4 separate regions of the Homo sapiens genome follow, and regions 1, 3 and 4 are each linked to region 2. Evidence: chromatin contacts called from ENCODE Hi-C or POLR2A ChIA-PET data. All regions are on one chromosome and are shown on one strand. The core of a region is the stretch at or near the end of the contact, and the rest is flanking DNA. Distances in the headings are between cores, read along the strand shown.

What was found. Hi-C counts contacts between places; a loop is a spot of excess contacts on that map. ChIA-PET counts read pairs that join two places held with the same protein, here RNA polymerase II (POLR2A). Pooled maps may share reads with other maps.
Region 1: a loop to region 2 is called in a map of sigmoid colon, with 2.7 times the contacts of the local background. The contact joins the enhancer-like site here to the promoter of PGR in region 2. A Hi-C loop is called at or near these places in 1 of 168 maps with a recorded cell type or tissue (sigmoid colon) and 1 of 50 pooled maps. POLR2A ChIA-PET finds 5 or more read pairs at or near these places in 1 of 52 experiments (WTC11).
Region 3: a loop to region 2 is called in a map of sigmoid colon, with 3 times the contacts of the local background. The contact joins the promoter of TRPC6 here to the promoter of PGR in region 2. A Hi-C loop is called at or near these places in 1 of 168 maps with a recorded cell type or tissue (sigmoid colon).
Region 4: a map of tibial artery shows a loop between it and region 2 (4-fold over the local background). The contact joins the promoter of ARHGAP42 here to the promoter of PGR in region 2. A Hi-C loop is called at or near these places in 2 of 168 maps with a recorded cell type or tissue (tibial artery and vagina) and 5 of 50 pooled maps.

Annotation. Positions count from the first base shown.
Region 1 is chr11:101,406,129-101,409,061 of GRCh38, reverse strand. No RefSeq gene overlaps it. Among named protein-coding and RNA genes, the nearest start is that of MIR3920, 110 kb to the left of the region's middle. Within about 2 kb of position 1,566, at least 3 of the 41 ENCODE cell types and tissues checked have a DNase peak (open chromatin) inside an H3K27ac peak, as active enhancers do.
Region 2 is chr11:101,128,563-101,131,654 of GRCh38, reverse strand. PGR (progesterone receptor) reads left to right here and starts at 1,842. Exons shown (of 8, transcript NM_000926.4): 1 at 1,842-3,092. The coding sequence starts at 2,585. It also overlaps PGR-AS1.
Region 3 is chr11:101,582,745-101,585,806 of GRCh38, reverse strand. It overlaps TRPC6 (transient receptor potential cation channel subfamily C member 6), which reads left to right and starts at 1,800. Exons shown (of 13, transcript NM_004621.6): 1 at 1,800-2,473. The coding sequence starts at 2,304.
Region 4 is chr11:100,685,908-100,688,623 of GRCh38, reverse strand. It overlaps ARHGAP42 (Rho GTPase activating protein 42), which reads right to left and starts at 1,336. Exons shown (of 24, transcript NM_152432.4): 1 at 792-1,336. The coding sequence starts at 945. It overlaps ARHGAP42-AS1 (ARHGAP42 antisense RNA 1), which reads left to right and starts at 669. Exons shown (of 2, transcript NR_133571.1): 1 at 669-991. RefSeq lists enhancers at 572-941, 1,262-1,311, 1,025-1,735 and silencers at 962-1,131, 1,432-1,621, 1,672-1,966.

The DNA.
Region 1 (2,933 bases), core at 317-2,816, 280 kb before region 2:
CTCAAGTGAGTTTGAACTTCCTAAGGACAGCAGCCATGCCTTATTTATTTTTATGTCTTCATGGGTGATATTTGGCACACACCAGTGTATAATAAATAATGAATAAATGAAAATCTGTGCTAACTGCTACTGAAAAATAAAAGCCTTTGGAATGCCAAAAAGTAGATGAGTTAAAATTAATATCCAGTTTTAAAATGCTTCTGTTCTTTCAACTGAGTTGAATTCATGTTTACTGCTCACCTAAGACTCATCTTTTGTGATGTAGTTACCCAATTCAATTTTTTTGCCCAAGGTTTCTCAACCTCGGCACTGTTAACATTTTTGGATGAATAATTCACTATTGTGAGGAATTTCCCTGTGCATCATGGGATGTTTAGCAGCATCCTTAGACTCTACCCATTAGACACTAGTAGCACCCTCTTATTGTGAGAATAAAAATGTCTACAGACAATGTCAAATGTCCCCTGTGGGGTAAAAATCACTCTAAGTTGAGAACTACTGCTCATGTCTGCCTTGGATTTTATCCACAGAGGGAAAAGAAAAACAAAAGCAAATCCTTGTCTAAGACAGGCTAATTGGCATGTACCAAGTTATGTGACTCAAAGGTTACAATGGGAATAAAGGCAATTCTAAACGTTTATGGTGGGAATTACGTGTGATAAAATAGGTAAGCATCCTTGATAAATTTTCTAGCACATACTGGGTGTTGGAAACACTTGTTGATTCTGAATGCTGGTGTGTGATGACTCTGGAAAAATGTGTAATTTAGCAAAAACTAACTGACAAACATGAGACATTTGGGGTTTGCTGTCAACATGTTCAGCTGCAATGATATGGCTTTATTAACATGTGAATTTTTTTAAACTTTGTTCTTTATCTTGTGTTACCGTTTATAAAAAGTAGAATGATAGCTTTGATTATTTTTAATTAAATTATTCACTTTGACCAAATTTTTAATCTGGCATTGTTCTTCTAAAATTTATTTTGACATAAATAGAGCCTCACTGTCACCAAAGTCAGCATTTGACAGGAAACCATTTCTTGAACTTAAATACATTAAATCTTCTAGAATGCTTTAGCTATCTTTAGTTTTGACTTTGAATACAAAGGGAATTATGATTAAGAATTAAACCCAATTTTACATATATGTGTTGACAAGTCACTGAAGAAGATATTAAATAATTAAACAAAGGAACACTGTCCTCTAAATTTTGTCTTTCAAAATCATTTTTTTCTCAAATCCAAACATTTGCATTAATCAAATCTTAAACGAGAAGCTTTTAAAAAAGTACGAGTGAACTACATGGTATTTTCTAGGAACTTGAATGCAAAACAATTTCACAAACTAGATATATGGCTTAAGTGGCAGATTCTGCCCCTTAAGCCTAAACTGGAATGGGAAAGGTCAGGGTGTCCTAGAGAACAGGTCTCCATGGCCCTGGGTATGCTTTCATTTTGCTGTGGGAGAAAGAAAGAATAAAGAACTGTTCTCTCCTCCTTAGAGGAAAGGCAGCTCATCCCTTGGCAAGCCTGCTACATTCCTCCTGGTTTTGAAACAGCCCACATAAGGTCCTGGAAGTCTTACCAACCTTGGACTTCTCTGTGAGCCTGAGACACTTTTAAGATTGTTTTAGAGACCGGAGCCATACACAGGCTAAGAGGCAGCTGCCGACTCCTGCACAAGTATTATTTGGGTGTTCAGATTTTGACAGTCTATACTATAGAGTGAATGCCTGTGTCCTTTCAAAATTCATATGGGGAAATCCTAACTCTGAAGGTGATGGTATTAGGAGGTGGGATTTTGGGGAAATGATTATGTCATGAGGGAAGAACTTTCATGAATGAGATTAGTTCCCTTATAAAAGGGACCCCAGACTGATCTCTCACCCCTTTTGCCATGTAAGGATGCAGGGAGAGGGCATTATCTAAGAACCAGAAAGTGAGCCCTCACCCGACACAAAATCTGCCAGTGTCTTGAGTTTGGACTTTCCAGCCTCCGTTTATTTCTCTGTGAGAAATAAATTTCTGTTGTTTCTAAGCCACCCAGTTTATGGTATTTTGTTACAGCAGCCTGAACAACTAAGACACTTCACCACCACCCCAGCCCCCCTCCCCTTTTAAGCCCTCAAACTCCATCCGACTCCCCACCTTGATGCAGGTGCTTTAAAAATGGTTTCCTCAGTGCTGCCTTAGGGATCTTCTGCAAGCCCCACTCTTCCCAGTCCCACCACTGCTCTAGATGCTGCTACAGATCTGGTCCCTGCTGTCTGCCAGCTCTATGATCATGACTTCTTGCTTCTCATGGCTAACCTTATCAAGGAGCCTCGTTTCGTTTTTTTTGCAAGTACAGAGACCACAATTGCCTGTGGTCGAAGACTTACTCCTTTGGAAGGTGACATGTATAAGAATTTGGAAAAGAACTATACAGAAGGACTTGCATACTTACAGAATATATCTTCGTTAGCAGGCAATGAGAATCTAAGACTCACTTTTGCAATCATCAATACTGGAAGTTGTGTCCACATTGATCTAAGCTTAAGGCAGAACGAGTACCATTCTCACTTTGAGATGTAGTTTCAGAGGAAAACAGCACTATTACTTGTTAATGTGTTCTGCAGTAACCATAAAAATACCTGCATGAGGCACCCTGGGAGCTGGAAAGATACCTCTTGCCAGCAGCTGGATTGAAGCTACATTCTGCAGCAGGACTGTTTGTTTGCAGAACAAATGAACTGGAAAGAATGATGAAGGGGGGACTAATAATTATAATTAATAATATCTGTAGATAATGTTTTAGTGAATCCTCATATAATCCTTTAAATAGGTATATGATTATCCCTATTTGAACCAAAGCATAGAGTTGTTAAGAAGCTTGCCGGTTTTCTGACAGCTAATAAATAACAGAGGCATGATTTAAAACTAAGTGTCGGATT
Region 2 (3,092 bases), core at 593-3,092:
TCCAAAGACCACACCTAGAGTTGCCATATGAACCAGCAATTCCACTCCTATGCATATATCCAGGAGAAAGGAAAATATACGCTGCACAAAAACTTGTACATGAATGTTCATTAGCAGGATTTTTCATGGTAGCCAAAAGGTGTAAACAACCCAAATGTCCAACAACTGATAGAGATGGATAAATAAAATGTGGTTTATCCATACAATGAAATATTATTTGTCAATAAAAAGGAGTGAAGGAGTGAAGTACTGATTCATGTGGAACATGGATGAACCTTGATCCAAAATAGCCAAATCACAGGTACAAAAAGCATATTAGTGGCTGCTGGGAGATTTAGGCGGAAATGTGGAATAACTGCTAGTGGGTATTGAGATTTTAGAGTCATACTCATGTTACAAAATTAATAGTGCTGATGGTTGCACAACTCTGAGTACATGAAAAATCAATGAACTGATACTTTGAGTGAGCTGTATGATACTGGAATTACACCTCAATAAAGCATGGTAACTGTTTTAAGATAGGCTGGAAAGAGAAAGCCTGAAAACAACAATAATGATATTAATAAATTAGTTTACTTCTCTAGTCTCATATACTTCTGTGCCCACACTTGCTCCTGTTCTATTCATAATGGTCCCCTTGCAGTTGCCATATTATATCCTGCCATTTGATGCCCGGTGAACATTCTATACCTGCTTCCCAGAATTCTCTTTACCTTTCCTCTATCTGCCTAACTTCCACATATCTAAAATTAATCAGAGTAAACTATTTACTAGAACAACCAACTCCAAATCCTAGTAACCTAACATGATAAAGGTTTGTTTCTCACTCATATAGCCCCTCCCCAGATGATCGAGGGGTCCAGGCTCCTTACCTCTAGTGGCTCCCCCACCTTCTGGAGTCTTCTGCATTCTTTATACATGGTTGAGATAAACTATGAGTCATTAGCACAGCTAGACCTTGAGGTCCTACAAGAAAATTTGCAAATCATTCACTCTGTTTTGAACAAGGTATATTTAAGATGATGTTAAAATACCCAATGGTCTTGGGTCAAATACAGTTTATGACTGTGTATCTAAAATATATATTGCAATATTCTTCCCTTTTTCTACTGACTTCATGAATTTAGCGGGGATCCATTTTATAAGCTCAAAGATAATTACTTTTCAGACTAAGAATATTTAGGGTAAAAAGTACTGTTCAACATCTCTACTGAGGATGTTATGATGTAGCACACTGTATAAGCTGGAGCTAAAGGAAACTTTCCTTAAAGTGCTATTTACTAAAAATTGGAACACATTCCTTAAGACAAATCGAAGTGTGGCACACAACATCCAAACTTCCATCATAGATACAGAGGTGTTACCATCTCCCACTCCCAAATTTCTTTGTCACGCTGAGGATACTCAAGAGGAGCAGGACATGTTGGTCGCAGCAGGAGAAACTTGAAAGCATTCACTTTTATGGAACTCATAAGGGAGAGAATCTCTTATTTAGTATCGTCCTTGATACATTTATTATTTTAAAAGATAATGTAGCCAAATGTCTTCCTCTGTGTTAAATCTTTACAAAACTGAAATCTTAAAATGGTGACAAAAATTCTACTTCTGATAGAATCTATTCATTTTTCCAATTAGATAGGGCATAATTCTTAATTTGCAAAACAAAACGTAATATGCTTATGAGGTTCCATCCCAAAGAACCTGCTATTGAGAGTAGCATTCAGAATAACGGGTGGAAATGCCAACTCCAGAGTTTCAGATCCTACCGGTAATTGGGGTAGGGAGGGGCTTTGGGCGGGGCCTCCCTAGAGGAGGAGGCGTTGTTAGAAAGCTGTCTGGCCAGTCCACAGCTGTCACTAATCGGGGTAAGCCTTGTTGTATTTGTGCGTGTGGGTGGCATTCTCAATGAGAACTAGCTTCACTTGTCATTTGAGTGAAATCTACAACCCGAGGCGGCTAGTGCTCCCGCACTACTGGGATCTGAGATCTTCGGAGATGACTGTCGCCCGCAGTACGGAGCCAGCAGAAGTCCGACCCTTCCTGGGAATGGGCTGTACCGAGAGGTCCGACTAGCCCCAGGGTTTTAGTGAGGGGGCAGTGGAACTCAGCGAGGGACTGAGAGCTTCACAGCATGCACGAGTTTGATGCCAGAGAAAAAGTCGGGAGATAAAGGAGCCGCGTGTCACTAAATTGCCGTCGCAGCCGCAGCCACTCAAGTGCCGGACTTGTGAGTACTCTGCGTCTCCAGTCCTCGGACAGAAGTTGGAGAACTCTCTTGGAGAACTCCCCGAGTTAGGAGACGAGATCTCCTAACAATTACTACTTTTTCTTGCGCTCCCCACTTGCCGCTCGCTGGGACAAACGACAGCCACAGTTCCCCTGACGACAGGATGGAGGCCAAGGGCAGGAGCTGACCAGCGCCGCCCTCCCCCGCCCCCGACCCAGGAGGTGGAGATCCCTCCGGTCCAGCCACATTCAACACCCACTTTCTCCTCCCTCTGCCCCTATATTCCCGAAACCCCCTCCTCCTTCCCTTTTCCCTCCTCCTGGAGACGGGGGAGGAGAAAAGGGGAGTCCAGTCGTCATGACTGAGCTGAAGGCAAAGGGTCCCCGGGCTCCCCACGTGGCGGGCGGCCCGCCCTCCCCCGAGGTCGGATCCCCACTGCTGTGTCGCCCAGCCGCAGGTCCGTTCCCGGGGAGCCAGACCTCGGACACCTTGCCTGAAGTTTCGGCCATACCTATCTCCCTGGACGGGCTACTCTTCCCTCGGCCCTGCCAGGGACAGGACCCCTCCGACGAAAAGACGCAGGACCAGCAGTCGCTGTCGGACGTGGAGGGCGCATATTCCAGAGCTGAAGCTACAAGGGGTGCTGGAGGCAGCAGTTCTAGTCCCCCAGAAAAGGACAGCGGACTGCTGGACAGTGTCTTGGACACTCTGTTGGCGCCCTCAGGTCCCGGGCAGAGCCAACCCAGCCCTCCCGCCTGCGAGGTCACCAGCTCTTGGTGCCTGTTTGGCCCCGAACTTCCCGAAGATCCACCGGCTGCCCCCGCCACCCAGCGGGTGTTGTCCCCGCTCATGAGCCGGTCCGGGT
Region 3 (3,062 bases), core at 551-3,050, 450 kb before region 2:
GAGGAAAACATGTCTTACCACATGATAAATTGATGTCAGAATAAGTTTACTGTAGTAATTTTTTCAGTGTGAAGGTTGTTACCTGTGAATGAAAAACAGTGTAACAACAGCAAAATAAATTCTGTCTCAGTTTTTGTTTTTTTTCTTTTTATGTGAAAGGTTAACACTTCAACTGACACTACAAATGTTTATTAATTTGGCTTTAACTCACAGAATTTGAATTGGGTAGAAAACCTTTGAATATTACTTTTCCCATGAATGTTTTCCCCATACTTGGTGTTGCCAAAGAGATTACCTTGGCACTGTTTAACTAAACGTTTATTGATTAATTCATTCAAGCATCAAAGCTAATGAATACTTACAGATAGCAGTTGCCACAAACAAATTTTAGGAAGAATATCTTATTGCTAGGTATAGTAACTAGAAAATTATAAGAATTTTAAATCATGGCTCCACATGTTGAAAGATCAAAAAGGAAGGCTGTTAAATCAGAAAGAACAGACTTCAGAATGATGCAGGTTGTTTGTTTCCCCAGGGAAAATGTTCTTTCCAGGGCCAAGAGCATTTTCTTATTTTTTCTATATTCCTTCCATCCATCCATCCATCCATCCGTCCATCCATCCATCCATCCACCCACCCACCCACTCACCCACCCAAGCATGCATGCATGCACCCTACACACCTGTGTCAAATACGAAGCTGGATCCTCAGGACACAGTGGTTTCTGCTCTCTCTGAGTTTCAGTTCTAAATTTAAAGGCAAACTCAGAAGTTTCTAAATGTGTGAGCTCTTTTCCCTTCTATCAAATCAATTGCATTTTCCCACACTTCCAACATTCATTTTGTTGTCCACCTGTTCATGGGAAGCAAAGGCACCTTTGCAGACAGATTTCAGTCTGGCTTTCTTTCATCCAATTGCAATGGGCCTCTGATCTTTTCATGGCTGGCTGCTTGCCATGCATGTCTCAACTTAACGAGCACCTCCTTGGAGGGGCCTCTTTTAACCATCTCATCTGAAGTAGTCATTCACCAGCTGCCATCACATCAACCTGTTTTATTTTCATTGTAGCATTTGTCCTTGATATTTTTTCATTTGCTTATTTAATTGGTCCCCCTTTCTGCCACGAAAGCTCTATGAGGGCAGACAGGTGCCTCATCTGCTTCTTTGCCTCCGAATTCTGAAATGATTTGAAACGCAGTTGGCATTCATTAAATATTTGTTGACTTAATGAATGGATTCTTAATTGGCTACTACTGCTTAAAGGTCTACAAATACTGATTCATCCTTGTTGACAAGTTTTTACTTCTCACACGTATGCATATTAATCAGAATTTAAAACTAAGTCTTAAAAATAAAACAGCTTGGAAACGTGGGAAACATCTGGCAGAGAAATCATTCTTGCATTCGCAGTGACGGAAGGAAAATTTTTTCTCTGAAGTAAGCAGGTTGTTGGCCTCTTTATCGGTATCATTGGAAAATGCTTGCCTATTTTTGTTGGTTTTCTCAGGAACTGGGAACATCTGGCGTTTGGAACATAGAACGTTGTTCATTTTTAAAGCAGAGTCATAATAACTTTATGAGTTGAGGGTAAGAGAGAAAATGACCAAAGAAAATGAAGGCAGTCTGGAGAAAGAAGAGGCTCGTGTCCCTTTTAAGGAACAGGTTTCCTTGGCTCTTTGAGAGTGGTTCTTAAAGGAAGCTTCCTACGAAGTCCGCAGTTGGTATCCTTACTAAATGAGCCAACTAAATAGTGGAGGGGAAAAAAAGAGTGCGTGCCTGGCTCCTCCTAGTTCAGGCTCATACCGCCTCCTGAAAGTTGTGGCTACAGGACAGGCTTTGGCTGCTTTCTAGAACGTCGCTCGGATCCCTTTAAAGGTGGGGATCTTGACGGAGAGTGCGGGGGATGAAGGCGGGAGCTGAGGGCTGGAGAGTCTCTGTTGACATAGTAACTCTTCAGCTCCGTCTCCCTTGCTCTCCGCTCTTACGCTTCGCTACCACCAGCGGCCCCGCCTGTGCCCTCTCTGCCCGGGCGCCCCAGACGCATCCTCGCGGGGTCTCCTCGGCCTGACCTGCTCAGGTCAAGATCCTCTTTGCACCCCCTTAAGTGGTGACTTTTCCCCGGGCCAGTGGGCGAGCCACTTGCGGCGGGCGTCTGCACCCCCTGCTTCACCGTCGTCCCCTGGGCACCGGTCTGCCCAGGTCCAGTTCGGCCGCTGACGCGAACCCTCCGCACCGGGTCCCCGCTGGAACTGCCCACTCGGCTCCCCCGGGAGCGGGGCCCAGGCCAGTCGGGCGTTCCCGCCATGAGCCAGAGCCCGGCGTTCGGGCCCCGGAGGGGCAGTTCTCCCCGGGGCGCTGCCGGAGCCGCTGCGCGGCGCAACGAGAGCCAGGACTATCTGCTCATGGACTCGGAGCTGGGAGAAGACGGCTGCCCGCAAGCCCCGCTGCCTTGCTACGGCTACTACCCCTGCTTGTGAGTGCCGGCGACGCGGGGCGGATCGGGCGCGGGCTGCGCGGAGGGAGGTTGTGCGCTCGCAGGAGTGGCCGAGTCCGTCCGCGCGCGTCCTGAACCCGCGTGTGTACCTCCTAGGACGGTGCTGGGAGGTCCGCGAGAGCCAGGGCTGGGACCTGAGTGAGTGGAGGGGCGCGCGGGGAGTGGGGGAGGCGGGGTTGTCTAGGTTTGCTCCTCGTAGGTACGCATGGATATGTTTGCCCACGAGAGTGAGACCGCATAGTAACACCACCATTGCAGGTGATTAGATGGGTGGTCGATTTCTCCAGACCCCTTCATCCTGCGCTCTACAAGAGACAGGATCGCTACGTAACAGGCGGGATCTGAACAGGGGGCTGATTCAGATGTGCGCCCGGGTGACTCTTAGCCTATGTGGGGGAGAGATGACTAGAACTCCAAGGGTTGGAGCTGCCTGGGTGCTGGGTGCGCCCGGCGGTCTCCACGCTTGGCTTAGCGTTTCGGGCTGAGCGCTGAGGTCCTTGGACCGTGGGACAGCCAAAGTTAGACCAGGACCTCTCCCCGGTCCTGGGGCCTTGGAGTGAAGACAGAA
Region 4 (2,716 bases), core at 87-2,586, 440 kb after region 2:
TCTTAGGTCTTAGGAATTGAAAGCTAAGATCCAGAGGATAAAAGGAGGAAGGAAAATTTGATCAAGAGGTGTATGGGAAAGGAGGTGGAAGAAGCCCTATATTATAGACTATAACAGTCTTTATATTCTACAGATCATCAAAAGTTCTGATTGGCCTTTAACCCCTTAACTTTCATCCCAATGACACACCCAACACCCACACAATGCAAACCAAAACTAAGACGCACAGAAAACTTGCAGAGTTAAAATGCACTGGTGCCTTGCTGTCTTCCATTATCTTACAAAATGGCAAAACTGCAAATGTATGCTTTTTAAAAAGCCAACTCAATGACTGTGTCCAATGAAGAGCCACTGACGTATGAGAGACATTAATAATTTTCTTTCAATATCACTAAACTAGCCTAATTTTATCTTTAAGACAAACTCTTGATTCCCCCCTTAAGGGCTTTTTTAGTTCAAACTATTAATAGACACAATAAATTAAAAAAAAAAAATTAAAGTCCCCAACATCTTCCTAGGAGCATTACACAACGAGATGACTTTGAACGACTTTCCTCAGGATATATTCCAGTGCCCTGTAGAGAACTTTCCCCATCCCTGTAGACATGTGAGTAAGTAAAGAACACCTCAAGAACAAACTTTGTTGGCCACCAGCAGGGGAGCTCTTCAGCTTTTGTCCCCAAATCCATTCAAACAAAAGAAGCTCCGACTCCTCCAACCCACCCTTCGGACCCGCACCCCGCGGGGACTCTCCAGATGCGGGTGTCCACTCCCCCGCCAGCCCTACTTACTCCTCAACGCCCCAATGAGCAGAGAGCCGTCCTTAATGAGCTCCTTGATGAACTTGTTGGTTCGCTCCAGCTCAATCTCGTGACACTGCAAGCGCTCCCTGAAATCTGGGCTGTCCAAGTAGGAATCGCTGAACTCCAGAGTGGGCAGCCCCATGGCACAGGCGCTGCCAGCGGCGGCCGCGGACACGTCCGGGCCGGAGGTCAGGGCGGGGGCAGCCGGCGGCCGCGGCGGGCGCTGGGGTCGCGCGATCGCGGGGAAGGCGCCGGGACGCGAGGGGACTGATTGCGCGGAGGAAACGGGCCCCGAGCGCCGCGCCGCCTGCGCCGGGCTCAGTCTTCCTCCCCCGAGGCTAGGCGAGCGCAGGCGCGGGCGGCGGGCCGAGGCGCGAGTCCCCTCAGGTTGTTGTCATCTGGACGCATCGTCGTTCGGAACGCGGGGGCGGCGAGGCTCCGGGCCGCGGCCGGAGCAGGAAAGTTTCTCTCACGGCGCGCAGACACTTCCGGCAGTTCCACTCCCCAACTCTCTTGACAGTCGTCGGCGTTGTGAGCCAGAAGCAGCGCACAGCCGCAACTCCGGCCGGGCTGGGGAAACCCTCCCCCTCGGCGGACGCAGGCTCAGAGCGCTTGCAAATCGCACCCGGGCTCCCAGACCCTCCTCCCCGCCGCCGCGCTCCCACCCAGCGCCACCCCGCCCCTTCGCCCCTTTGCCCTCCTGCCCCACCCGTCCGCCCGCACTGGGCTCCAGGGCTCCCCGCGCTGCAGCCCCGCGCTTGCGCTCCGGCCTTGGCTGGGGTGTTAGCCCTGTCCCCTCTTGGGCCCCTGGTTTCGGCTAGCCCTTGGTGACACTTCGGGGTCCCTCGCTCCACAAAAGGATCTGACTCCCAATATACCTCCCCTAACAGTGTCCCCTCCACCCACTCCCTACAATTCTCTGGGAGAAAAACCAACGTTAAGTTTCCCTAAAGTCTGAGTATTTTGAAGCGTAGATGGAAGATACTACTGTCTAGCGTTCGTTTAGATTTTACTTCACACTTCCCCACCGAATGCATTTGAATTCCACGTTGAAAAATTGTCCCGTCGCTCTCCCACCCCTCAGCTTCAATGATCCAGCCTGGAGGTGTTTCTTCCCCCTGCCCCCACTCCATAGCTGGGAAGGTGGGACGATTTTTCAAGTCATCCTCACTCTGCTTACGTGCTCCTACTTCTAGTAGAATACCTATTTGCATCACAATAGTAGTATCTCCTATTGGCACCTGGATGGAATTGTCCTAGGAGCGGGAAAATTTTCAAATTGTTGAAGTGGACTGGAGTTTGAAATAAATAGTTAACTCCTACCCACAGGCTTTATCCTTCCTCCGGTGGAGGTTCACCTAATAAATTTCTGTTCTCTTAAAACCTTGACAGCAAAAGAAACGACTGCTTTACATCTCGTCCTGACATCATCTATAGGATTTCTGAGAACTCGGATATTGTTCTTAAGGATCTGCTTTTAATTTCTGCATTTTCATTGCTTTGTCCATATGAACCATCTGTTTAAAAACTATTCTACAGATCATGGGAAAAATTCCACTAAAGTGCTTTACATTTTTCCCAATTAAGTTTCAGAGCCAGTCAAGATTCTTGGTTTCAATTTTTTAAATGTACAGGAACATTAAAAATAACATGTAAACCTAAAACAGATAAGATAATGTAAACAGTATGGGCCAGGCGCAGTGACTTAACGCCTGTAATACCAGCATTCTGGGAGGCTGATGCAGGAGAATCACTTGAGGTCAGGAGTTGGAGACCATACTGGCCAACACGGTGAAACCCAGTTTCTACTAAAAAATACAAAAATTAGCTGGGCCTGGTGGCGCACGCCTGTAGTCCCAGCTACTTGGGAGGCTGAGGCAGGAGAGTCACTGGAATCCGGGAGGCGGCGATTG